Linked DNA regions of Homo sapiens: region 1 is linked to region 2. A link is an interaction called in ENCODE POLR2A ChIA-PET data of the cell type or tissue named here. Cell type or tissue: Panc1. All regions are shown on one strand. Links, peaks and the distances in the headings refer to the core of each region. The heading gives the core; the rest is flanking DNA.

What was found. Peaks named below come from ENCODE experiments on the same cell type or tissue, not always from the same donor. Only the 100,000 strongest peaks of a DNase experiment are listed, where the experiment ranks them.
Region 1: POLR2A ChIA-PET joins it to region 2 with 14 read pairs; 2 of 35 experiments call an interaction of 5 or more read pairs at or near these places.

Annotation. Positions count from the first base shown.
Region 1 is chr22:41,115,249-41,131,893 of GRCh38, reverse strand. It overlaps EP300 (EP300 lysine acetyltransferase), which reads right to left. Exons shown (of 31, transcript NM_001429.4): 2 at 14,073-14,707; 3 at 5,854-6,030; 4 at 4,146-4,407; 5 at 1,891-2,004; 6 at 261-506. Among named protein-coding and RNA genes, the nearest start is that of EP300, 31 kb to the right of the region's middle. In Panc1, for the core only: no CTCF peak of the experiment used is centred there; no DNase peak of the experiment used is centred there.
Region 2 is chr22:40,367,126-40,375,125 of GRCh38, reverse strand. ADSL (adenylosuccinate lyase) reads right to left here. Exons shown (of 13, transcript NM_000026.4): 13 at 5,759-8,000. It overlaps SGSM3 (small G protein signaling modulator 3), which reads right to left and starts at 4,532. Exons shown (of 22, transcript NM_015705.6): 1 at 4,438-4,532. RefSeq lists silencers at 4,147-4,316, 4,377-4,486 and an enhancer at 4,637-4,846. In Panc1, for the core only: no CTCF peak of the experiment used is centred there; a DNase peak (open chromatin) is centred at 4,636; H3K4me3 peaks cover 1,564 bases; H3K27ac peaks cover 1,508 bases.

The DNA.
Region 1 (16,645 bases), core at 3,707-11,706, 750 kb before region 2:
GTTTGTTGTGGAATAACATATGGGATCTCATTTCTGCAAATCTGAACTCATATAATGCAAAAAAGGATCAAGGAAGATACAAACCAGTGGCAGTTACCTCTCGTAGATGAACTGTAAGGGACCTTTTACACTGTAATCTTTAAAAAATTACTTAAAAAATCATGTAGCAGAAAAAATAAAAAGGAGCTAACAACACTGTGTTTATAGATGTCATTTACTGACACAACCAATACCATGTTATTAGGATGACACAAACTTACTCATGTTGCTCATGGGCCGCATGCCTTGGGGAGACTGCCCAGGCTGCTGATTCTGCTGGTTCTTTGCTTGCACCTGGGGTTGTGTCGGCATCTGATTTACTTGATAGGGTAGTCCAAGAGCTGCATAGGCTCTTTCTATGGAGCTGGGATCAATCTGACTAACAGTGCTTAGGTTGGGGGCAGACTGTTGACCCACCCCTAGAGAGCTAGGATTTCCAAGTCCAACGGGTGCTCCAGTCAAAATTGCTAGAGAAGACAAAAGATATAGTATTACAAATTAATGCTGGTGAGAAAAAAAAGACTAACATGTCTAATAAAAAACCCCACAAAATTATTGTTACGTGATTATGAAACATCTGAGTATGTGGATCTTGTCTTCCATTATTTCCTGGAAGAAATTTCTAGATGCAGAACTGATTGGTAAAGGGGACCACTGGTATAAAAGGCTTTTGATTCTGAATGCCCAATAGCCTTCCCAAAGGGCTTTATTAATGTTCCGACCAACACTGTATGAATGCTTTGGAGCCATTCAACTGCCAACACCCGGCAGCATCATTTCTGCCTACACTACAGGAGAGAAACGATACCTTATTTCTCTTCTTAATAGTGAATTATATTGGGAGTTCCCCTCTCTCCTCCCGTCTCTGGTGAATTGTCTATTTTCTATTCCCAATTCTTGTTATAAAATTTAATTCCATTTTCAAATGCTGTACAATACTTCCCAAATTTGTCCTTTAACCCTAAAAGCTTAAATTTTTGTTGCTATAGAGATGTGGTAGTTACAATTTTAAAGTGTTAATCTCGTCTTTTCTCTTAAAAAAAAAAAGCTCTTCTATATCCCAATATTATAAAAATAATCTCATATTTTTTCTTTTTAAAATAATTTCCAAGTACCTGGAACGTTTAGATCACAAGTATAGTATAAAAGAATAACTTGCCCAATGCCAAAGCAACGGTCTTTAAATTTTCATAGGTTCAAAGCAGAACATAAATTTACCTATTGCTGTTTGTATAAATAATAAGTATTGAGAGTTCCTGGATCTTATTTTGGATGTTAAGCAGTGTTCAGTTGTTTTTTTTGTTTTGTTTTGTTTTGTTTTTTTTAAAGACAGGGTATCCTTGTGTCACCCAGGCTGGACTGCTGTGCCACAATCATAGCTCACTACAGCCTCCACCTCCTGGATTCAAGCAATCCTCTCATCTCAGCCAGGCACACCACACACAACTAATTTTTAAAGTTTTTGGAAGATACAAGGTCTTGCTAAGTTGCCTAGGCTGGTCTTGAACTCCTGGGAATCCTCTTGCCTTGGCTTCCAAAACTGTTGGGATGACAGGCATGAGCCACTGCACTGTTTTTTCTTTCTTTTTTTTTTTTTTTTAATTGAGGCAGGTTCTCACTCCATCACTCAGGCTGGAGCGCAGTAACATGACCATAGCTCACTGCAGCCTCAAACTCCCTAAGCAGTTCAATTCTATGCACTAGGGAAGCAGAAAAATTAAAAGGGAAAAAAACATTTATTCAACATAGTACAACACCACAGGTCCCTCACATAATCAAGTAGTACTATAAATGGCACTGGTGAGACTTTAAAACTTTTCATATAAACCTTCAAAAGATTTCATCACTTACGCTGTTGATTTCTCTTATCACCAGCATTTTTGAGGGGGAGACACACAGGACAATCATGTCTTGTACAATTCTTCCAGTGTGAAATGATTTGTCGAGAAGATGCACAGTGTGCCACTAAAGAGAAGAAAACATATTTTTTCAAGAGCAGGTTAATGTTTTTACATTAATAATAGCTAACTTGTTGACCACTTAATAAGTAACATAAATGCATTAACTTATTTCATCTTCCTAACAGCCCTATAAGGTAGCTCCTATTAATACTCAGAATTCACAGTCAAGAAAGGCAAAAAGAATGGGTAAGCAATTTGCACAAAGTCACAGAGTACTCAAAGTGAGATTCAACCTCAAGCAGTCTGGCTTAAGAGCCCTCATTTTTCACCATGCTATACACAACCTACTTTATTCTAAGCAAATGTACTCTAAACCAATGTTATGACACACATGCCTATAAGAACACTTTTTAATGACTTCATACAAATTGTATTAGATCGGGTAAAAATGACTGCAGTAAATTGTATTAAATTGAACACTTGCCTACATGACAGTTAGCAAACCCTCAATAACATTTAAAGTATGCTATGCTAGGGCAAATAAAAATCAAAGTCTATGAGGATCACCACATGGGAAGACCTTTAAAATTTATTCTCTTCTCACATCCTTAGATACTTGCTCACAAAAACGATAGTGTGTTTTGGCCGGGCGCGGTGGCTCACGCCTGTAATTCCAGCACTTTGGGAGGCCGAGGCGGGCGGATCACGAGGTCAGGAGATAGAGACCATCCTGGCTAACACAGTGAAACCCCGTCTCTACCAAAAATACAAAAAAAATTAGCCGCCATGGTGGCGGGCGCCTGTAGTCCCATCTACTCGGGAGGCTGAGGCAGGAGAATGGCATGAACCCAGGAGGCGGAGCTTGCGGTGAGCTGAGATCACACCACTGCACTCCAGCCTGGGCGACAGAGCGAGACTCCATCTCAAAAAAAAAACTGTGTTTTTATCATTTCCTAAAATAACGTCACTATCAGTAAAGGAGTCTCAAAATTGATTTTGTTTATGGCAGCTTTATTCGTAATTGCCACAGAATGGACGCAGCCAAGACGACCTTTACCGAGTGAGTTAACTGTGATGATGCATTTAGACAATGGAATTTTCTAAATGCTTTGGGGTATAAATATTTTTTAAATTGCACATATTGGCCAAGCGTGGTGGCTCACGCCTGTAATCCTAACACTTTGGGAGGCCAAGGCGGGTGGACCACAAGGTCAGGAGATTGAGACGATCCTGGCCAACACGGTAAAACCCCGTCTCCACTAAAAATACAAAAAATTAGCCGGGCATGGTGGTAGGCGCCTGCCTGTAGTCCCAGTTACTTGGGAGGCTGAGGCGGGAGAATGGCATGAACCTGGAAGGTGGAGTTTGCAGTGAGCCGAGATTGTGCCACCACACTCCAGCCTGGGAAACAGAGCGAGACTCTGTCTCAAAAAACAAATAAATAAAATAAAATAATTTTAAAAAATTACACATATGTACACTGTTTTTTTTTTGAAACAGGGTTTGGTTCTATCGTCCAGGCTGGAGTGCAGTGGTATGATGTCGAATCACACCAACCCCTGCCCTCTTGGGCTCAAGCCATCCTCCCACCTCAATCTCCCAAGTAGCTGGGACTACAGGAACACACCCAGACATCTGGCTGATTTTCTTTAGTATTTTTTTGTAGAGACGAGGTTTCACCATATTGCCCAGGCTGGTCTTGAACTCCTGACCTCAAGTGATCTGCCCACCTCAGTCTCCCAAAGTGCTGGGATGACAGGCATGAGCCACTGCGCCCAACCTTTTTTAAAGACATGGTCTCACATTGTCACCCAGGCTGGAGTACAGTGGCGCAATCATAGCCCCCTGCAGCCTTGACTTCCTGGGCTCAAGCAATCCTCCTTCCTCAGCCTTCTTAGTCCCTCAGCTAGGACTACAGGTGCATCATCATGCCCGGCGAGGTCTTGCTATGTTGTCCAGGCTGGTCTCAAACTCCTGGCCTCAAGCAATCCTCCCCATTTGGCCTACCAAAGTGCTGGGATTGTAAGTGTGAGACACCACACCTGGTCTAATGTATACATTTTGGTGACTTTGTACATACAGACACCATCACCACAATTAAGGTATTAAACATATCCATCACCACAAAATAGACTTGATCACATTTTCCTTCTTCTCCCTGGCTGTAAAAATTGCTAAGTACAGTAACCCTGTGGGTCCACTTACCTTGGCAAGACTTGCCTGACTGGCAGTGTGTCATGTGGTTTAGGACATTCTTCATTGTGCGACAGTGGGGAAGGTTGCACTGCCTCACTTCCCCATTGGCCTGTTCCCGGCGCTGGCACTTGTGAGCATGCAAAAGGAGAACAAGCTGCTGCTGGATGAGCTTGCGCTTCTCTGGATCAGCTGTATGTGCTCCAGAACCCATCCCTTGGGCAACTGGAGTCACCAGGCCTGGCTGCTGGACCTGCGGGGCTGGCTGTTGACCCTGAGAGATATAACAATATATTTAATGGTAGGAGTCATAATGTGCTATTTCTTAATAAATAGAGATGTGGATATTTTCAATGAAAACCTTTATGGTTAGTCTACTATAAGCCAGACTCCATTTTTTGACACAGGGAATGCATAAACCATGGCTCCTACCTTTAAGAAGCTCAATTTAATAAGAAAAAAAATGACATTACGAAGTGATATAAGTATGTATAATACACAGAGAGCAAAAGCAGAGAGAAGGACATGGTAAACTCCAGCGGGAGAGGGAAGGGTGAGAGGGTGTCTGTAGTTAAAAGCACACCCAAATTAGGTTTTAAAGAGCAATGAAGAACTCCTCAAGAGACTCAGCAGAGGGGTCTTTCGGGTTGGTGAAAAACTAGTTTTTCTAAACTCTGGGATAAATTTAGTTTTTTAAATTAAAAAGTGAAGATTTCAGGCCGGGCGCGGTGGCTCACGCCTGTAACCCTAGCACGTTGGGAGGCCGAGGCAGGCGGATCACCTGAGGTCGGGAGTTCGAGATCAGCCTGACCAACATGGAGAAACCCTGTCTCTACTAAAAATACAAAGTTAGCCGGGCATGATGGCACATGCCTGTAATCCCAGCTACTCAGAAGGCTGAGGCAGGAGAGTTGCTTGAAACCAGGAGGGAGAAGTTGCAGTGAGCCGAGATCGTACCACTGCACTCCAGCCTGGGCAACAAGAGCTAAACTCCGTCTCAAAAAAAAAAAAAAAAAAAAAAAAAAAAAAAAGTGAACATTTCTCGGGACAGAGATGACATGTTTCATTCATCTGTATAACTCCAGTACTTGGCAGAGTATCTCAAATATAGGCAGTCCATAAACATAATGACACAAAGGACAAAACTAAAACATCTGAAAGAGGATTTTTTCAGACAATGTTTTTCCAAAGTTGAATGCAGACACATTTACTACTAGTAGTTTGACTGTACAAAAATAACACTAGAAGTTCCTGAAAATTTTATTTAACAAAAATTGCTGTTTAAAACAATACATTACTTTTGAGAGGGAATTTACTTGGGTGTAGTAGAATCAAATAATATTGGTAAATATGGTCACTGAGAGTTCGGATCCTTTGCCAGAGATTCCTTCCCCCAAAAGTGAAAGGTTCCGCTTTCGTATCGTATGGAAACGCTCACAAGACCAAGTTGCTGAATGGCAGGCCCCTAAAACTTCATTGTAGCAGTTCACTTACTCCTGTTTGGATCAACATGCTCACTGATCAATAACCACATGGAACAAAAAAAACAGAGAAATGGAAAGGAAGCACAAGCCTCCTCACAGGGATCATCAAGTACATATCAATTTAGGCTCCTAGTGGGTACAAATCCCAGCATATATAACAGAAGGGTGAAAGTTTAACACAATTCTTTTGTCAAAATGCCAGTTTGAAAACAAGTCTGTAATGGATTAGTACTCACCATGTTGGGCATTCCTCCACCAGGAACTGCCTTTTTGTCCATAGCAAATGGAGATAAGTTATTTGATAGTACAGTTTTTGTCTGAATCTGGAGACCAAGGCCACTGGCTCCAATCTGCTGTCCAGGATTCTGAGTATATGGTGAACCATAAGGATTGGGGTTGTTCATCATTCCCATCTAAGAGTAAGAAACAAAAGAAAACAAAATAAGCAATAAAATTTAAGACATTATTATTCCTTTTCTGATTTCACTTCCAAGTTCACAAAGACAGTTTCAAAGGAAATTCTCAGCTTCTATTAGAAAAGACACTACAGCTTGGGCAACGTGACAAAACCCCATCTCTACTAAAAAATACAAAAATCTGGACATGGTGGCGCAAGCCTATAGTCCCAGCTAATTGGAAGGCTAAAGTGGGATTATCAGTGAAGCCTGGGAGGTAGAGGTTGTAGGGAGCCATGATGGCAAAAAACCAAGTGGCCGGGCCTGGCGACTCATACCTGTAATCCCACCACTTTGCGAGGCCAAGGCAGGAGGGTTTCTTGAGGTCAGGAGTTTGACAACAGCCTGGGGAACATGGTGAAAACCCATCGGTACCAAAATACAAAAAAAAAACCCCAAAAAACAGCCGGGCGCAGTGGCTCACACCTGTAATCTCAGCACTTTGGGAGGCCGAAGCGGGAGGATCATGAGGTCAGGAGATAGAGACTATCCTGGCTAACATGGTGAAACCCCGTCTCTACTAAAAATACAAAAAATTAGCCGGGTGTGGTGGCGGGCGCCTGTAGTCCCAGCTAGTCGGGAGGCTGAGGCAGGAGAATGGAGTGAACCCGGGAGGCGGAGCTTGCAGTGAGCCGAGATCACGCCGCTGCACTCCAGCCTGGGCGACAGAGTGAGACTCCATCTCAAAAAAAAAAAAAAAAAAAAAAAAGGAAAGAAAAGCTGGATGTGGTGGCATGTGCCTGTGGTCCCAGCTACTCAGGAGGCTGAGGTAGGAGGATCACCTGAGCCTGGGAGGTTGAGGCTGCAAGTAAGCCATGATCAGGCCACTGCACTCCAGCCTCGGCAACAGAGTGAGACCCTGTCTCAAAAACAAACAAACAAAAAAAACCCACTATACAAAGTATGCTAACAACAATACATTTTCAAGATTAAGATCAAAATTAAGATTTAGGGGCCTTGGGTATGGTAAATGTACAGAGTTATTTTCATAAATATTTGAAATAAAGATGTTTTAGAAATACTTTTAATCATCTTCATTTAATTCTGTTAAACAAGGTTTGCCATTCATTTCCATTACGTCACACATGATGCTACATGGCGAATTCAACTTAATAAGCCATCTAACCCCTTTGTCATGTTCAAGCATTTGAATGTTTTCTTCTTCTTCTTTTTTTTGACTATTAAAAAATAGAGACAGGGTCTTGCCATGTTGCCCAGGCTGGTCTCAAATTCCCGGGCTCTAGCAATCCTCCCACCACAGCTTCCCAAAGTGCTGCGATTATAGGCGTGAACCACCATGCTTGGCCTCATTTGAATAATTATTCCTGTATTTTGTTTGTATAAAAAGTAGAAAACTGATGGTTTGGGAATATGTCCTTTTTTGTGTAGGGACACTGATGACAGTGTTTTTTAAAACTTCTGATTCTGACTCCTTTACATAGAGCATGCGGAAGTCCAGACTCCACACTATTCCTTGCTGTTTTAAACCTAGCTGCTCTATTAAGTCACCTGCTAAGTCACCTGCTTGGCCCTTCAAGTCATTTGACTTTGCAACCCTTATGTACTTCTCTGTTTTTGAGACAAAGTCTCGCTCTGTCGCCCAGGCTGGGGCGCAGTGGTGCAATTTCGGCTCACTGCAACCTCTGCCTCCTGGGTTCAAGCGGTTATCCTGCCTCAGCCTGAGTAGCTGGGACTACAGGCGTGCGCCGCCATACTCAGCTAATTTTTTTACTTTCAGTCGAGACGGGGTTTCGCCATGTTGGCAAGGCTGGCCTTGAACTCCTGACCTCAAGTGATCTGCCCACCTCGGCCTCCCAAAGTGCTGGGATTACAGGCGTTAGCCACTGTGCCGGCTCCCTCTGTACTTTAAAAAGTAGTTTATGTTCTATATTTATGTTAAGTTCACCTGGAGCCATTATACTATAATAATAATTAATTGAAAAACAGCATTATTCTAAAGTCAAACGTTTTACTAATAATGAAAGTTATAAAAATGCATTTTCATTAATCTTTCAAATTATTTTAAAATAATTCAAAATGGGGTCAACTTTATATCCCAAACAAAGTTTGAAGCCACCGTCCTCTTCTGCCAAATTACACATAGGATCCCAACTACAAGTCATCATCACTACTAGAAACATTGAGCAAACACTCAGAATAACTCAAGATACTATAGCTACTGCCCAATTAAAGGATTCATACCAGATTTCTGTCTGCTAAGACCAATCAAAGGGTCCTTCAATTCTACCTCTAAAAGCACACATAGACACTAAAACCCTTCCCATGTATTCCTACCTACTGTGACTGTCTTAACTCAAACCTATCACAGTGCTTGTACAGACTGTGGACAACAGGTTTGCCTGTCTTCTGTTTTCACCTGCCTCTATAAAAGAAAAAAATCAACCCCACAGTACGTATACCAAAGCCTTTATGAAGTCTGACTACCTATCTATGGTATCTTATATATTTCCTGTACTGATTTCTTAAAGTCTGAAAGTATCACGCTCCTTGAGCCTCCAGCATTTGCCTCAAGCTTTTCCCTTTCCCTACAACTGAACAGTAGCACATTTTCTTTCCTATTTGACTCCTTAATGCCAACCTGGAAATAAACACCAAGTTCACAGAGAGGCATTTTCTGTTGGTTCCTTAGATAGTACAACCTAACTAAGAAACACCTGCAGATTCTACTCATCCTTGTAATTTCAAATGTTACTACCTCTGTGAAGCATCTGTTTTGGACAGGTACAAAGCTCTTAATAAAATTTTTCTTTTACTTTTTATATAAAAAGACAGGGTCTCACTCTGTTGCCTAGGTTGGAGTGCAGTTGCATTATCATAGCTCATTATAATTCCCAACCTCTGGGCTCAAGCAATTCTCCCATCTCAGCCTCCCAAGCAGATGGGACTACAAGCTTGCACCACCATGCCCAGCTAATTTTTGTTTTTATTTTTGTAGAGATGTTGCCCAGGAGTTGACTGAACTCCTAGCCTCAAGCAATCCTTCTGCCTAAGTGCTGGGATTACAGGCATCTCCCACCATGCCTGGCCTAAAATTCGTTCTTTAAATCATATGCAATATCTATACTCTGCAAATCTATGAATATGACATCTTTTTTGGTTCAGCAGTTTGCCTCTATTAAAAAAAACAAAAAAATGTAAATTAATCTTCTTTATACTATTACCAAAAAATGAAAAAAAAAAGTTAAAGAACATTTTCATTTTCCAGATGAAATTCAGAGACTAAGGTAAGTAATTTACAAGAATGATTTACAAGTAATTTACAAGTGGCAGTTTGATGGAAGCATAAAAGAATGAGGTGGCCTGAAATGAGAAGCATTCAGAGAAGATAATTTCTTGGTCGGGCACGGTGGCTCACGCCTGTAATCCCAGCACTTTGAGAGGTGGCGGTGGATGGATCACCTGAGGTCAGGAGTTTGAAACCAGCCTGGCCAACATGGTAAAACCCTGTCTCTACTAATAATACAAAAATTATCTGGGCGTGGTAGCACACACCTGCAATCCCACCTACTCGGGAGACTGAGGCAGGAGAATCACTTAAACCTGGGAGGCAGAGGTTGCAATGAGCCAAGATTGGGCCATTGCACTCCTGCCTGGGCGACAAGAACGAAACTCTGTCTCCAAAAAAAAAAAAAAAAAAAAAAAAGAAGAAGAAGAAAGAAAAAAACCTTCTTGATTCTATGTAAATATGGCCAAAAGATTGCAGGGGCAATAGAATGCAGAAACAGGTTTAAATCAAGTCCAGGCTACTTTTGGTAGTTACAAATCTGACTGCAAGTGCTGCTGCTACCTATGTTTTTTTTAAACTACTAGTATTTATCCTATGTGGCTCCAATAATATCCATACCTATACATGGGGGAGTTGTTTAACCTGTTTCTTATTAGCATGAAAATTCATGATAGATATAGTATGAAAGTCATTCTATCACAGAACCCGCATGACAAACAATAAAAGACTAAGACAATAAATTATGCCCTCAAGAGTCCTATTATCTGAATCAACAAAATGTTGGAATTTCTAAGCTGTGTTGTTGTCTCTTGTTAATAAATGTAATGTCTTTATCCAAATATTTCCCCAAACAATCTGGTCCTTCATGATTGCATGCCTTGCCTGCCTAGACCAACTGAATTTCAACCAATTCCTGACACTGCTTGTTCCCTTGATCACGATGCATTACCTGGAAACTCCAAGCTCCTCTATGGCAGACTATGGGTTTAAATACACAGACTACACTGATTGCTGATCAGCTGGCAGTAATTTCTTCCTGACACTTTTGGTCACTGTGACCAAAAAAGATTCTCTAGCTTTTGTTTTTCCATCTCCCACACAGATCTGCTGAGGAATTAGAAAATAAAATACCAACCAACCTCCAGATCACTGCCCCTTCTATCTCCTGAGCCCTGCTTCTTTACTCCCCACACTAAATGTAATAAGGAAGATTTTGTACTTAATTTCTGCTACACTATAGTTATTTGATCTTGTTTCTTTCTCCATAGCTAATATGCTCCAGATGTCCAATTACCCACCACCATACAAATAGCTACCTAAACTAAAAAGGAGAGGGTGAGGAAGCCACACAAAGTTCTAGGCAGCTACAAGAAATGCGTCCTGCAGACAACTATTCTTTCTTTTTTGAAAAAAAAGAAAAAAGAAAAAAGAAAAGTAGAGATGGGGTCTCATTATGTTGCCCAGGCACATCTCGAACTTCTGGCTTCAAGAGATCCTCCTGCCTCAGCCTCCCAAAGCGGTAGGAATACAGATGTGAACTACTGAGCCATGCCTATTTTTTCTTCTTGAAAAAAATGTGGCCAGGCTTAGTGGCCCCTGTCTGTAATCTGAGCACTTTGGAAGACCAAGGCAGGTGGATTGCTTGATGCCAAGACAACATAGTGAGACCCTGTCTCAACAAAAATAAAAATAACTGGCAGGGCATGACAGTCCTTGTAGTACTAGCTACTTAGGAGTCTGAGGTAGGAGGATCGCGTAAGCCTGGGAGATCAAGGCTGCAAGTGAGCTGTGATGGTGCCACTGTACTCCAGCCTGGGTGATAGGAAGAGATCCTGTCTCAAAAACAAAAGTAACTTAAAACATTCTGGCTTTGATTAGTTTATGCTGAATCTAAAGATTGGGGTAAAAGGCAGTATGATCCAAGTTTCTTCCTATAAATCACCATAGGTCAGACTTTTGGAAGACAGCTGTAGTAGTAATGTCACCACCTGCCTGCACCTCCTGAACCACAGATTCATCCATGACAAGAACGGTGTGCAAAAGCTGATGTCATTTGCCAACAGGGTTACAGTCATCAAATCTTACTGAAAACTTTCTTACACCTTAAATCCTAATTCTTAAATATCACAAGTCTTAGGAGTTTAAGAAATGTAATGAGTATAATTCGCTCTACAAGATAATTTTAGGACTTGGTACAGTGGAAGGGCAACTGCTGGCGTGGGTGTGCCACGACACAAGGATAATTTTTTGTTTTTGGTAGAGATGGGGGTCTCACTATGTTGCTGGGGCTGGTCTGGAATGATTCTAGGTGTGAACCGCTGCATCCAGCCTTAAGTGGTTATCTTATCCTAAACCTACATAACTTAAAACATTTGTTAAATTTATTAAACATTTAAAGCTCCCTCATTTGTCAAACACTGATATAAGTACTCTACAAAATATCAATATAGGTGGATTCATTTAAAATAAGAAAATAGGCCTAGGTGCGGTGGCAACACTTTGGGAGGCCGAGGTGGGCAGATCACTTGAGGTCAGGAGTTCACAACGAGCCTGGGCAACATGGTGAAACTCCTTCTCTACTAAAAATACAAAAATTAGCCAGGCTTGGTGGCGCATGCCTGTGGTCCCAGCTACTTGGAGCCTGAGGCAGGAGAACTGCCTGAACCCGGGAGGCAGAGGTTGCAGTGATCCAAGATCACGCCACTGCACTCCAGCATGGGCAACAGCAAGACTCGGTCTCAAAATAAAAATCAAATAAGGAAATAAAATATCGTTTAACAGAAGTTTAAAATTTGAATTCCTCCTTCTCATCAAAATACAAGCTCCACAAGGACAGGGATTTTTGTTTTGCTCACTTCTATATAAACCCAGTTTCTGAAAGAAATTAAGATTATAACCATAATAGTCCCACACCCCCAAGCAGATGTCAATGAGCCTTTCCTTATTTTTCTCCATAGCACTTACCTGGCATACTCTAAAATTTATATCTTATGTGCACAGTAGAAAGTAGGTTACATAAAATAAGTTCATTCACTACTTTAACCCTAAAGTATTTTGTCCACCAGTGAGGGTTTATTGTAAGTCATCCCTCCTCTCCGTAACAGAATATAAACATCGGTGGCAAGGACTTTCTCTCTTCATAGCTATGTTCCTAGATCCTAGAAGAGGTACTTAATAATTTACCTTGTTTTTGGTTCTCACTCCAAATATTCTAAGTAAACTACACTGACACGGCAATCTAAAAGTGTCAGAGGATGGGTGCAGTGGCTCACACCTGTAATCCTGGCACTTTGGGAGGCTGAGACAAGAGGATCACTTGAGCCCAAGAGGAGTTTGAGATTAGCCTGAGCAACATAGTGAGACCCCATCTCTTAAAAAAAAAAAAAAAAAAAAAAAAAATAATAATAAGCCAGGCATGGTGGTATGTGCCTTCAGTTCCAGCTACTCAGGAGGCTGAGGCGAGAAGACTGTTTAAGCCTGGTAGGTTGAGGCTGCAGTAAGCCATGATTAGGCCAGTGCACTCCAGCCTGGGTGACAGAGTAAGACCCTGTCTCAAAAAAAAAAAAAAAAGGTGGCGGGGGTGAGGGGCAGAAAGGGAGAATCTACAAAGGAATGCTAAAACAGAATCCTAACTTGTCAATATTCTCGCAGCAAAAAAAAATTTAAGGTTTTTGAATTCCTACATGTCACCTCAGTTCCCCCCAACACAAGTTTGTCCATCTGTCTTCAATTCACACTTGCATTCTCTGTCACCATCAAGGTTCTTTTTTTTTTTTTCCCCTTAAATAGAAGATGGGGTCAATGCTACCTGGTTGGTCTCTTAACTCCTGGGCTCAAGCGATCCTCTAGCCTTGGCCTCCCAAAGTGCTGGGATTACAGGCATGAGCCACTGCACCCAAGATTCTCAGGAACACAGAAGTCCTGATGTCTGCTCAAATTATTCCTGTTACAGAGAAAGCTTGCTCTTGACTCCTTGTGAAAATCGTACCTATCTCCAATTTCATCTTCGAAGTGAAGCCATCTCTCATTCAACAAAAACGAACTACATGCCAGGCACTGGCAACCATAGTGTGATCCCATTTTAAGAAAAACAGATAAAATATGTAAAGAAAAATATGAAGAAATAAGCACTAAAGTATGTGTGATTATGCCTTATTTATGTATACAGGATCCACATTTAAAAGTTTAAAATATTTTTAATATACTTAGCATTCTCTAGTTAATAAAGCTAACAGAAGTCTTTGGCCAAGTTCTGGTTCACTGAAACATCTACACTGTTGAGGTTTCACATGAACAAATGCACCTTAATTTCCATCAACCAATAAAGAAAAATAACAGTTAATACATTTCTCAGAATAAATGTATCTCTTGAAAACCAGGGACATTCAAAGCAATAGGAACAAATGGAGTATCCATCTGAAGACAGTGTAATGCCAGCCATCTCAAAACTGTAATTTTATAAGGAGGCTACAAGGCTAAACTGGACTTGGAAATGAGATAAAAACATTCCAATACTTGTGCCAGAGAGAACCAGCATTAGCCAGCAATCATTTGGAAGTATGAAGTTATAGAATACCAGCTGTAAAATAAACGTTTTACTTAAATACAGGCACTTCTTAAAACTTATGACAGCACAGTAAATTCCTGGCGTGTAATAGTGGAAACTGCTATACAATGTAAGGCAAACCCTCCATCCATCATGACAATACTCACATGCATGCCGATTGTGCACACAAACCAAAACTGTACTTACCTTAAGAGGCTGGGGGCCTCTCAATCCTGTTTGTCCTCCCATCTGGGGAGAGCCCTGCTGAAGAGGCTCAGTCAGTAAGTTGCCAGCACTTCCCATGCCTGGGTTTGGGTACTGCATATTCTGTCGCCCTCGGCCTGCTCCAATTGAACCGTTCATGACTTGATTAGGCATTATCCCTTGTCCATTGCCTGCAGCCAACATTCCAGGATTCATGCCCGCATTCATCCCTGTGTTCATTCCCATGGCAGGCTGATTTACTGGACTGTTCATCATACCTGTTGACTGCGTAGGACCCTGATTTGGTCCACTAGTGCCCATCCCCATGTTGGGAGAAGTCAAGCCTGCCTGTGTCATTGGGCTTTTGACCATGCTATTTATCAAACCTAATCCAGGACTGCTCTGTTGGGCCTGGCTGGCCATGACTTGACCTGGGCCACCAACTCCCATATTGAGGTTAGGGGAACTACCAGATCGCAGCAATTCTGACAGCTGTTTATGTTTAGAAGCTGCATCTTGTACCATGCCAAGACTTGTCTGAAGCTGATTAATATCACCACCATTGGTTAGTCCCAATTCTGTAGAGTTGATTAATTCATCTGGTAAGTCGTGCTCCAAGTCAAATAGAGAGCCAAAATCTAAAAGCAAAGGGAAAAGACAAAGGTCAAAGTATGACAAAACCAAAATAAAAAACTGCTCTATATTGTTCTCAATAAGCATTAAATGTCATTTCCCAACCTCACTCCATGTTTTTCTATTTATTTGAGACAGGGTCTTACTCTGTTGCACAGGCTGGAGTGCAGTGGTGCGCGATCTTGGCTTACTGTAACCTCTATCCACAGGTTCAAGTGATTCTACCATCTCAGCCTCCCAAGTAGCTGTGACTACAAGTGCGCACCACCACACCGAGCTAAATTTTGTATTTTTAGTAGAGGCGGAGCTTGCCATGTTGACCTGGCTGGTCTTACACTCCTGAGCTGAAGCTATCTGTCTGCATTGGCCTTCCAAAGTGCTGGGATTACAGGTGTGAGCCACCACACACAGCCCTATATATATACTATTTGTATGGTAGTTTTTTAGGTCATACTAAAACCATTTTATAGATTTTTTAAATTGAGGGGATATTTGGTTATATCAACAAACTTAAACACTTAAGAACTATACCTAAAATAAGACCAAGGAAAAAAGGGATTGAAAGTACAACACCCCCCATCAATGACAGACTGGATAAAGAAAATGTGGCACATATACACCATGGAATACTATGCAGCCATAAAAAAGGATGAGTTCATGTCCTTTGCAGGGACAAGGATGAAGCCTGGAAACCATCATTCTCAGAAAACATAGGAAAAGAAAACTAAACACCGCATGTTCTCACTCATAAGTGGGAGTTAAATACGAACACATGGACACAGAGAGGGGAACATCAGACACCAGGGCCTGCTGGGGGATGGGGGGCTAGGAGAGGATAGCATTAGGACAAATACCTAATGTAGATGACGGATTGATGGGTGCGGCAAACCACCATGGCACATGTATACCTATGTAACAAACCTGCACGTTCTGCACATGTATCCCAAAACTTAAAGGATAATTAAAAAAAGAAAAACATTCTAAATAATGTTATAGAATTAGCATAATAGTTGAAATAAAATTTTATTTTTTGTTAAAAAAAAAGTGCAACACCCATTATTACATGAGTTGCTAGCTAAAGGTTTGTATCCACAGTCATGGAAAAAAGAAATGCAATTAAGCTGTATTAATATTCCCAAGTTCCTTAGAAGAACAGTTAAAATATCTACACACAAACTAAACTCAGGATGGAAAGAAAACATTTTAAATATTGTAATACATAAAGACACACAACTGATACAAAAGACCTGTCATTTGTGGAACACTCAGTGTGTGCTCCAGTTAAGCAGAGGGCTATCCACCATTTTTTACCAAGTTCCTATATAGTACCTGCCTCAAAGTAGGCCTTTAACAGGCGGAGTTTTTGACCTGTAGCCTACAGAATAGCTTTCCTTAACCAAAGTCTAGCCAGAATAGGGTACAACACCATGCCTCTGGCTCCTTCACCATACAAACCACCCCTACCAAAAACAGGGTGCAAGACCAGCCCTGGTAGCTCACACCTGTAATCTCAGTACTTTAGAAGGCCAAGGCAGGAGGAATTCTTCAGCCCAGGTCAACACAGCAAGACCCTGTCTCTACAAACAATAAAGTCGGCTGGGTGTGGTGGCACTAGGCTATACTCCTAGCCACTCAGGAGGCTAAGGTGGGAGGATTACTTGAGTCCAGGAATTTGAGGTTGTAGTGAGCTTTAACTGCACAACTGCACTCCAGCCTGGGTGACAGAGCAAGATCCTGTCTCAAAAAAGAACAAACAAAACTGGGTGCTAAGTATAGATTAATGCAGGGTTTCTCAACCCTGGCACTATTAACATTTTGAGCTATGTGATAATTCTTTGTTGTGGGTGGAGGGTGATTGTCTTGTGCCCTCTATTATCATTAGGAGACTCCTGGTCTTTCTACTTATGCCAGTAGCACCCATATCCCAATTGTGACAATCAAAA
Region 2 (8,000 bases), core at 1-8,000:
TATTAGAAGAGACAGTTAATAGTTAACTGTGCCTACTGAAAAGAGGTGAATGTATCTCTCCTCATGTATAAATGGTGAGCATAAATTAGTAAGCCTAAATTTTCAAAAAGGGGAGGTGATTATATATGTAGCATTCAAACAATGGTGCTGTCAAAATCAGTTCATAAGCCACACTGAAAATCTAGCCTTGTTATTTCAGTCATATGCTACTACTGATAGTACTGGTACAATGTGTTTGTTTGAGGCAAGGTCTCATTCTCTTCCCCAGGCTGGAGTGCAGTGGTACAAACATGGCTGGCTGCAACTTCGACCTCCTGAGCTGAGCCCAAGCAATCCTCCTGCCTCAGCCTCCCGAGTAGCTGGGACCACAGGCGCACATCACCATGACTGGCAATTTTATGTTTTTGGTCGAGATGGCATTTCGCCATGTTGCCCAGACCAGTCTTGAACTCCTGGGCTCAAGCAATCCTCTACCTTGGCCTCCCAAAGTGCTGGGATTACAGGCGTGAGCCGCCGTACTGGGCCCCATTCAACAGATATTTATTGCTCACCTACCACTGTTCTAGGAGATGGGGGTGAGGTGGTGAACAACACAAAGCCCCTACTTTCATAGAGCTTACATTGCAGGCAAGTATTACAAAGAAGAAATTGTAGCTCAGTTACCAGATCTGTCAGACTCTAAAGCCTATACTGTATCTTTCAACCATGTCATCTCTCAGTGGATACAGCTTTTCCCTAAAAGTATATACCTAAGCACGCAGTCTTGACACTACAGTCTAGACCAATTTAAGCTTTCTCTCTGGTGGCAGTCCAGTGACATCTTCACAATAAAGTGTTCCTTCCCCAACTCTCAAACTATAAAAACCGCCCTATTGGCTGGGCACGGTGGCTCACACCTGTAATCCCAGCACTTTGGGAGGCCGAGGCAGGCGGATCACGAGGTCAGATCAAGACCATTCTGGCTAACACGGTGAAGCCCCGTCTCTACTAAAAAAAATACAAAAAATTAGCCGGGCATGGTGGCAGGCGCCTGTAGTCCCAGCTACTCAGGAGGCTGAGGCAGGAGAATGGCGTAAATAAACCCGGGAGGCAGAGCTTGCAGTGAGCCGAGATCACGCCACTGCACTCAAGCCTGGGCGACAGAGGGAGACTCCGTCTCAAAAATAAATAAATAAAATAAATAAAAATAAAAATAAATAAACCACCCTATCAGGCCAGGTGTGGTGGCTCACGCCTGTAATCCCAGCACTTTGGAAGGCCTAGGAGGGCGGATCACGAGGTCAAGAGATGGAGACCATCCTGGCCAACATGGTGAAACCTCGTCTCTACTAAAAATACAAAAATTAGCTGGGTGTGGTGGTGCACGCCTGCAGTCTCAGCTACTCGGGAGGCTGAGGCAGGAGAACTGCTTGAACTCGGGAGGCAGAGATTGCAGTGAGCCGAGATTGCCCCACTGCACTCTAGCCTGGTGACAGAGTGAGACTATGTCTCAAAAAAACAAAAACAAAAACAAAAAACACAACTGCCCTATCAGTGGGAAACATACATTGACATGTATAAACTACCCTCTCTCATTAATCTCTAAACTACCTGAGGGCAAGATCCATGTCTTAGCCGTCTTTATAAGTCTAGAAGATGATATACACAGTAGATATTCAATAAATCGTTGAGAGGAATTCATGAGAGTAGTTTCAACAGAGTTGAGGGTAGAAGTCAGACTGCAATGAATGAAGGAGTAAATGGAAGAGAAGAATGTAGAGTCTGCTTCTTAAGGACAAGTCTAGAAAGGAAAAGCAGGAGAAATGGTAGTAATTTGAAGGGAAATATGATCACAGGAAAGTTTCATATATTTTTAAGAATGAGAAAGACTTGAACACAGTTGTTGATAAGGTAGTACAGCACAGACAAAAGAGCAGAGTTTAGAGTCAGGTAGACTTAAATTCTGGCCCTGTCACTTACAGTGACCTGTGACAACTAGTGTCTGGTAAGCAGAAGGCATCCAATAAGTGGTTTCAATGATTATTACTACAGGTAGGAGTGGTGTTCTAACCCCTCCCACATATCTTGTGCTCCAGTCTAGATTCCCTAAGTCTGTGTATAATATGTGATGGCAAAGAAACAGGATCTTTTTTTCTTCTGTAACACTCATTGTGCTATTCCCATTTCCTTGTGACAGTCTGCATGAGCTCATGAATGGCTGCTGTGGAAAATTACTGACGTCACCAGCTGAATAACAGGCTATCTGGAGAGTAAGCAGATGAAACTGATGTTAAATTATCAAATGTACAAGATTTTGGGCTCCTGCCAAAACCTTCATTGAGAACTAAGAAGAGAAAAACTGAAAACACACAGAGCTTTTTTTAAGCTTCTGAGCCAGCAGGCTGTTCCTACATCCACTCCAGGCATAGAAAGATGGCTGTAAAATAAAAGAGATGATTATCTCCTCCCTTCCCTTCTCAATATTTCACCCTAATGTCGGGTTCATTTCTGTGAGGTTCTACCCGAGTTCACTTTTCTATCAACCTGACATGTTTCCAAATTCACGAGGTATGCGTTTTTATATTGAAGCAATTGTTTGTTTACAGCCTTTTAATGTTCTGGTCATGGGTTATGTTAACCTATTACCCATATCTGATCAATAGACACCTCACCCTCTCCCCTCCCAGACCACACACCTCCACGCTTAAAAAGGGACAGGGAGGGCCAGGCACGGTGGCTCACGCCTGTAATCCCAGCACTTTGGGAGGCCGAGGCGGGCAGATCACGAGGTCAGGAGATCGAGACCATCTGGCTAACACGGTGAAACCCCGTCTCTACTAAAAATACAAAAAATTATCCGGGTGTGGTGGCGGGCACCTATAGTCCCAGCTACTCGGGAGGCTGAGGCAGGAGAATGGCGTGAACCCGGGAGGCAGAGCTTGCAGTGAGCCGAGATCGCGCCACTGCACTCCAGCCTGGGCAACAGAGCGAGACTCCGTCTCAAAAAAAAAAAAAAAAAAAAAAGGGGGGGGGGACAGGGAGAAGAACTAAAGCTCAGGCTACTATGATAATTAGGGATGAAAAAGCTACATTCACTTAGGATTATCAAAAGCCAGGAAAGATATCTATAGAATTACAAATTAATCGGGCCTGGCGCAGTGGCTCACGCCTGTAATCCCAGCACTTTGGGAGGCCCGAGACGGGCGGATCACCTGTGGTCAGGAGTTCGAGACCAGCCTGGCCAACATGGCGAAAAACCCCGTCTCTATTAAAAATACACAAATTAGCCGGGCGTGGTGGCGGGCGCCTGTAATCCCAGCTACTCGGTAGGCTGAGGCAGGAGAATCACTTGAATCCGGGAGGCGGAGCTTGCAGTGAGCCGAGATCATGTCATTGCACTCCAGCCCGGGCAAGAGCGAAACTCCCGTCTTAAAAAAAAAATAGAAAAGAAAAGAAAAGAAGAATTACAAATTAATCACCAAGAACAGAAATAGTGTAAAAACAAAGATGTAATTCAACTGTTTAGAGTGCAGAGATAATTGGAACTAAAAGAGCAAGAAAAGCGGGAAACATATGTACCTATAAACCTAATCACAAACCTGTCACAAAAACTACGAGTAAACGAGTCGAAGTTGAAAATGAGTTTTTGTGAATCAGAGTCTGATTTGACTTGAATTTACTAAGAAAGAATAAGAAAGGTGTAGAACATTCCAGGACATCTCTATCCCACCGCAAAACAAAAAAGAGCCATCAACCCACCACAAACGTGCAGCGTGAGACTGGAAGATACACTAGTCACCCAGTCACTGAAAACAACCTTTGAAACATCTTTATTTTTCTTTCCAAATAAAAAAGAGCCTAGGTCAGTAAACTAAGTATGAGAATAATTTTCAAAATTCCAGTCCTAACCACACCGGATGATTCTGGCTAACGTATGCCTCAGTTTCCCCCGTGCTAAAATGCAAACACACCGGTGTTCCGAGTCTCGGGCCTGGATCCGAGCCCGGGTTCTGCACCTGGATCTGAATCTTAAAGGGAAAACCGCAAGTTAAACCTGAGGAGGAGTCTGCAGCTGTCCCGGTGCCAGAGCCAGCCAGGCTCTTTTTAGAAAGCCCCCCGCCTCAGGCGCGGTTTTCGTAAAACCGCTCCCGGCTGCCAGCGCGGTGGATTCCGGCTGGCGCCCCGAACACCTGAGGTGGCCTCGGCCGTCTAGGGGCGGCCGCACCGGAGGACGCAGCCGACCTCCCCGCCCCGCCGCGTCCCCGGCCCCCATTCCAACGGCGACGCGAGCAAGGTCGGCCCGGCGGCTCTCCGGCCCGAGGCGGTGCTTCTCTCGTGGGCGCCTTCGGCCCATACGACCCTCGGTCGGACAGTCCGACCACAGCCGCCCCGCAGCCCCCGCCTGAGGGGAACTTGTAGGCGCCGGTGGGTCTCCGCTGACTCCCGCCCCGCACTCACCTGCCCCACGGGCCACCTCAGCGCCAATCCGGGTCGGGTTAGCAGCTTCCCCACTCGCACCCAGTCAGCGCTCAGCGGCGCCTAAGCGCACGCGTGGCGGGGCGTGGCATGGGCGGCCGCGGGTCATGCTGGGGGCTGTAGTCGTTCCCGCCCACTAGGCGGGGCGCGTCCAGGGGCTTTGCGCCCCCATCCCAAGGCCAGCATGCATAGCGATGATTTCTTCGTCTGCACCGCAGCCTGAGAAGCTTGGGACAGTATGGTGTGGACCAGCAGTCAGGGTGGTGGGAGATAGACGCTGCAAATAACTTGCTAATTTTTTTTTTTTTTTTTTTTTGAGATGGAGTCTCGCTCTGTCACCCAGGCTGAAGTGCAGTGGCGTGATCTCGGCTCACTGCAACCTCCACCTCCCAGGTTCAATCAGTTCTCTGCCTCAGCCTCCCGAGTAGCTGGGATTACAGGCGCCCGCCACCACGCCCAGCTAATTTTTTTGTATTTTTAGTACAGTATTTTTAGTAGAGACGGGGTTTCACCATGTTGGCCAGGCTGGTCTCGAACTCCTGACCTCAGATGATCTGCCCGCTTCAGCCTCCCAAAGTGCTGGGATTACAGGCGTGAGCCACCGCGCCAGGCCGGAAAACGAAATTTTCTGAGTACCTTCTGTGTCAGATTCTATGCTGTGCAATTCCCATCTCACCAACCCTCACATCCACCTAGGCTTCATATCACCTTTCTAGGGACTCCTAACCCTCGTGCTTCCACTAAAGCTGTGTTTACAAACATCAGGCTCTCCTGGTTCTTAAATGAAACTGAGCATCAGCCAGGGAAAGAGGGCATTAAGTGTCCAGGTGTCTGACTTCAGCTGAGCAGACATTTCATCAGTTGCCCCAAGTTCTGCCCAGAACCTGACATCTGGGTAGTTCTGATGCTGGAGTCCGTGTGAATTTAAACCAATCTTAAAGAAAATACAACAGCCTGGGTTAACAGAGTGAGACCCTGTCTCTACAAAAAACAACAAAAAATGAACCACGTGTGGTTGTGTGTGCCATAGTCCCAGCTACTCAAGAGGCTGAGGTGAGAGGATCGCTTGAGCCCAGGAAATCAAGGCTGCAGTGAACTGTGGTCATGCCACTGCACTCCAGCTTGGGCGACAGAGCAAGATCTTGTCTATATATATATATAAAAGATAGATATATGAATGTATATTATATATAATATATATGAATGTATATTATATATAATATATATGAATGTATATTTTATATATATACATAAATGTACATTTAATATATATATGTTTTCCAGTGAACACGCAGACCACCCATCAAATTAAAATGTTACATGGGAAAATCAGATTACAAAGTTGCATACAAGTATGTAAATACAAAAATAAAGGAGAATGGAAAAGGAAAGAAGACAAGAGATGCACCAACAAATCCACCCATTCAAATAGTCCAGGAAGAAACCAGGTCAAATCGCCAATCACTGGAGATCATTAGTCTAACAGAATTGTTAGGACAGGAACAAGACTGTTATTTCCTTATTTTCTATGAGGAAATGTATTAACTAAAATCCATGGTATCCTATATCCCCAGTATCTGTTATGTAATATAAATTCTCACATTACAGATAAACTGATAGTAGTTGCTGCCTCCAAGTTGCCCATAGCAGAGAAGGAAGTAGACAGAATATCTGGTCAGAGTCCCATGACTTAATTTCCTTGTGTCAGACTTAGTATCCTTTCAAGATTTTTTCTGTTTTGTTTTTTCAGATGGAGTCTCGCTCCGTTGCCCAGGCTGGAGTACAGTGGCATGATCTTGGCTCACTGCAACTTCTGCCTCCCAGGTTCAAGCAATTCTCCTGTCTCAGCCTCCCAAGTAGCTGGGACTATAGGCGCCTGCCACCACGCCCGGTTGATTGTATTTTTAGTAGAGACGGAGTTTCACCTTGTCGGTCAAGCTGGTCTCGAACTCCTGACCTCAGGTGATCCACCTGCCTCGGCCTCCCAAAGTGTTGGGATTACAGGCGTGAGCCACCACCGCACCCGGCCCTTTTCAAGATTTTTTAGAGATGAACAGAGTAACTCTTTCTGGAAGTTGAGCAAATGGCTCTATGCTATCCCTGCTTGCTTGCTATACTAGCCTATGTTCAGAATTTGGTTTTCAGAATTGTCTTCTATTGTTTTTCCAAAAGGATAAGCTCTTCTCTTAGGTTGGCTTTAAGTGACAAGGGCTCGCTGTCACCCAGCCTGGACTAAACTCTTGGGCTCAAGTGACCCTATCGCCTCAGCTTCCCAAGTAGCTGGGACTGTAAATGCGCATCATCGCAACCTGATTTCCTGGCTACTTTTAAATAAAACTGGAACCGATTCAGCCTCCTCTCCCTCACAACATTCCTAACGAGGCAGTCTTCCAGCTTCTGCCTGACCTGGGGGATTGAGTGTAGGTTGCTAATCTCAGTGGTTCCAATGTCTGGCCCCAAGCCAGTCTCAGTAATGGGTATTGAGCTCAGTGTGTCTCTTGGGGCAACACACAATCAAGTCACTCTTCCTGCACCTGGCAATATTTGAAGTGCCGAGGAGTTTTCTTCTGTATAGGATAAAGAGCCCTAACATTCCTCCACCACAAGATCTTTTTGGAGGTTGGCTCTCCAGTTCATCTCTATTCCTCAGACTGGGTATCCAAAATTGAATGTAATGCCAAGAGTGCGGAGCAGTAAGCCTCTGGTGGCTTTTTGGGCACTGGACAACCATTAACACCTCCTAAAACAGTCTTCTCTCAGTTCTGGTGCATACTGAGTTTAAGATTAACTTATTTACATTGATCTTTATTAACTTTTTCCTCTAGTTTAGGACACATCATTTCAGCCGATTTAGGTTAGAGATGAAAACTTATTTTACCAAATAAACATACTTGTTAATTCTCCCAGTTTTGTGTCATCTGCAAATCTGATAAACAAAAGCTTTCATTTTCATCTATGCCGAAAAATATGTAGGATGAGAATGGGCTAAATAACACTAGTGCTCTCCTGGCAGGTAGGTAATTAACTCAATCTTTGGCTACAGTTGCTTCAATCAGCTATAAATCCATGCAACAAGGAAGTCGGGCGCAGTGGCAGAAGCTGGAAGACTGCCTAGTTGCCAAGTATCTGATGTGCTCTTGCTATTGGAAATACAACAAGGAATGACACAGACAACGTTCTTGTCCAATGGCACTTGCTTACACTGTAAACAAGTAAAAAAAGAAAACAAGATTAGGCTGGGTGTGGTGGCTCATGTCTATAATCCCAGAACTTTGGGAGGCTGAGATGGGCGGATCACTTGAGGTCAGGAGTTCAAGACCAGCCCGCCCAACATGGCAAAACTCCATCCCGTCTAAAAATACAAAAATTAGCCAGGCATGGCGGCAGGCGCCTGTAATCCCAGCTACTTGGGAGGCTGAGGCTGGAGAATCGCTTGAACCTGAGAGGCGGAGGTTGCAGTGAGCCAAGATTGTGCTACTGCACTCTAGTCTGGGTGACAGAGCAAGCCTCAACAACAAAATCCATGCAACAAGGAATAAAGACTG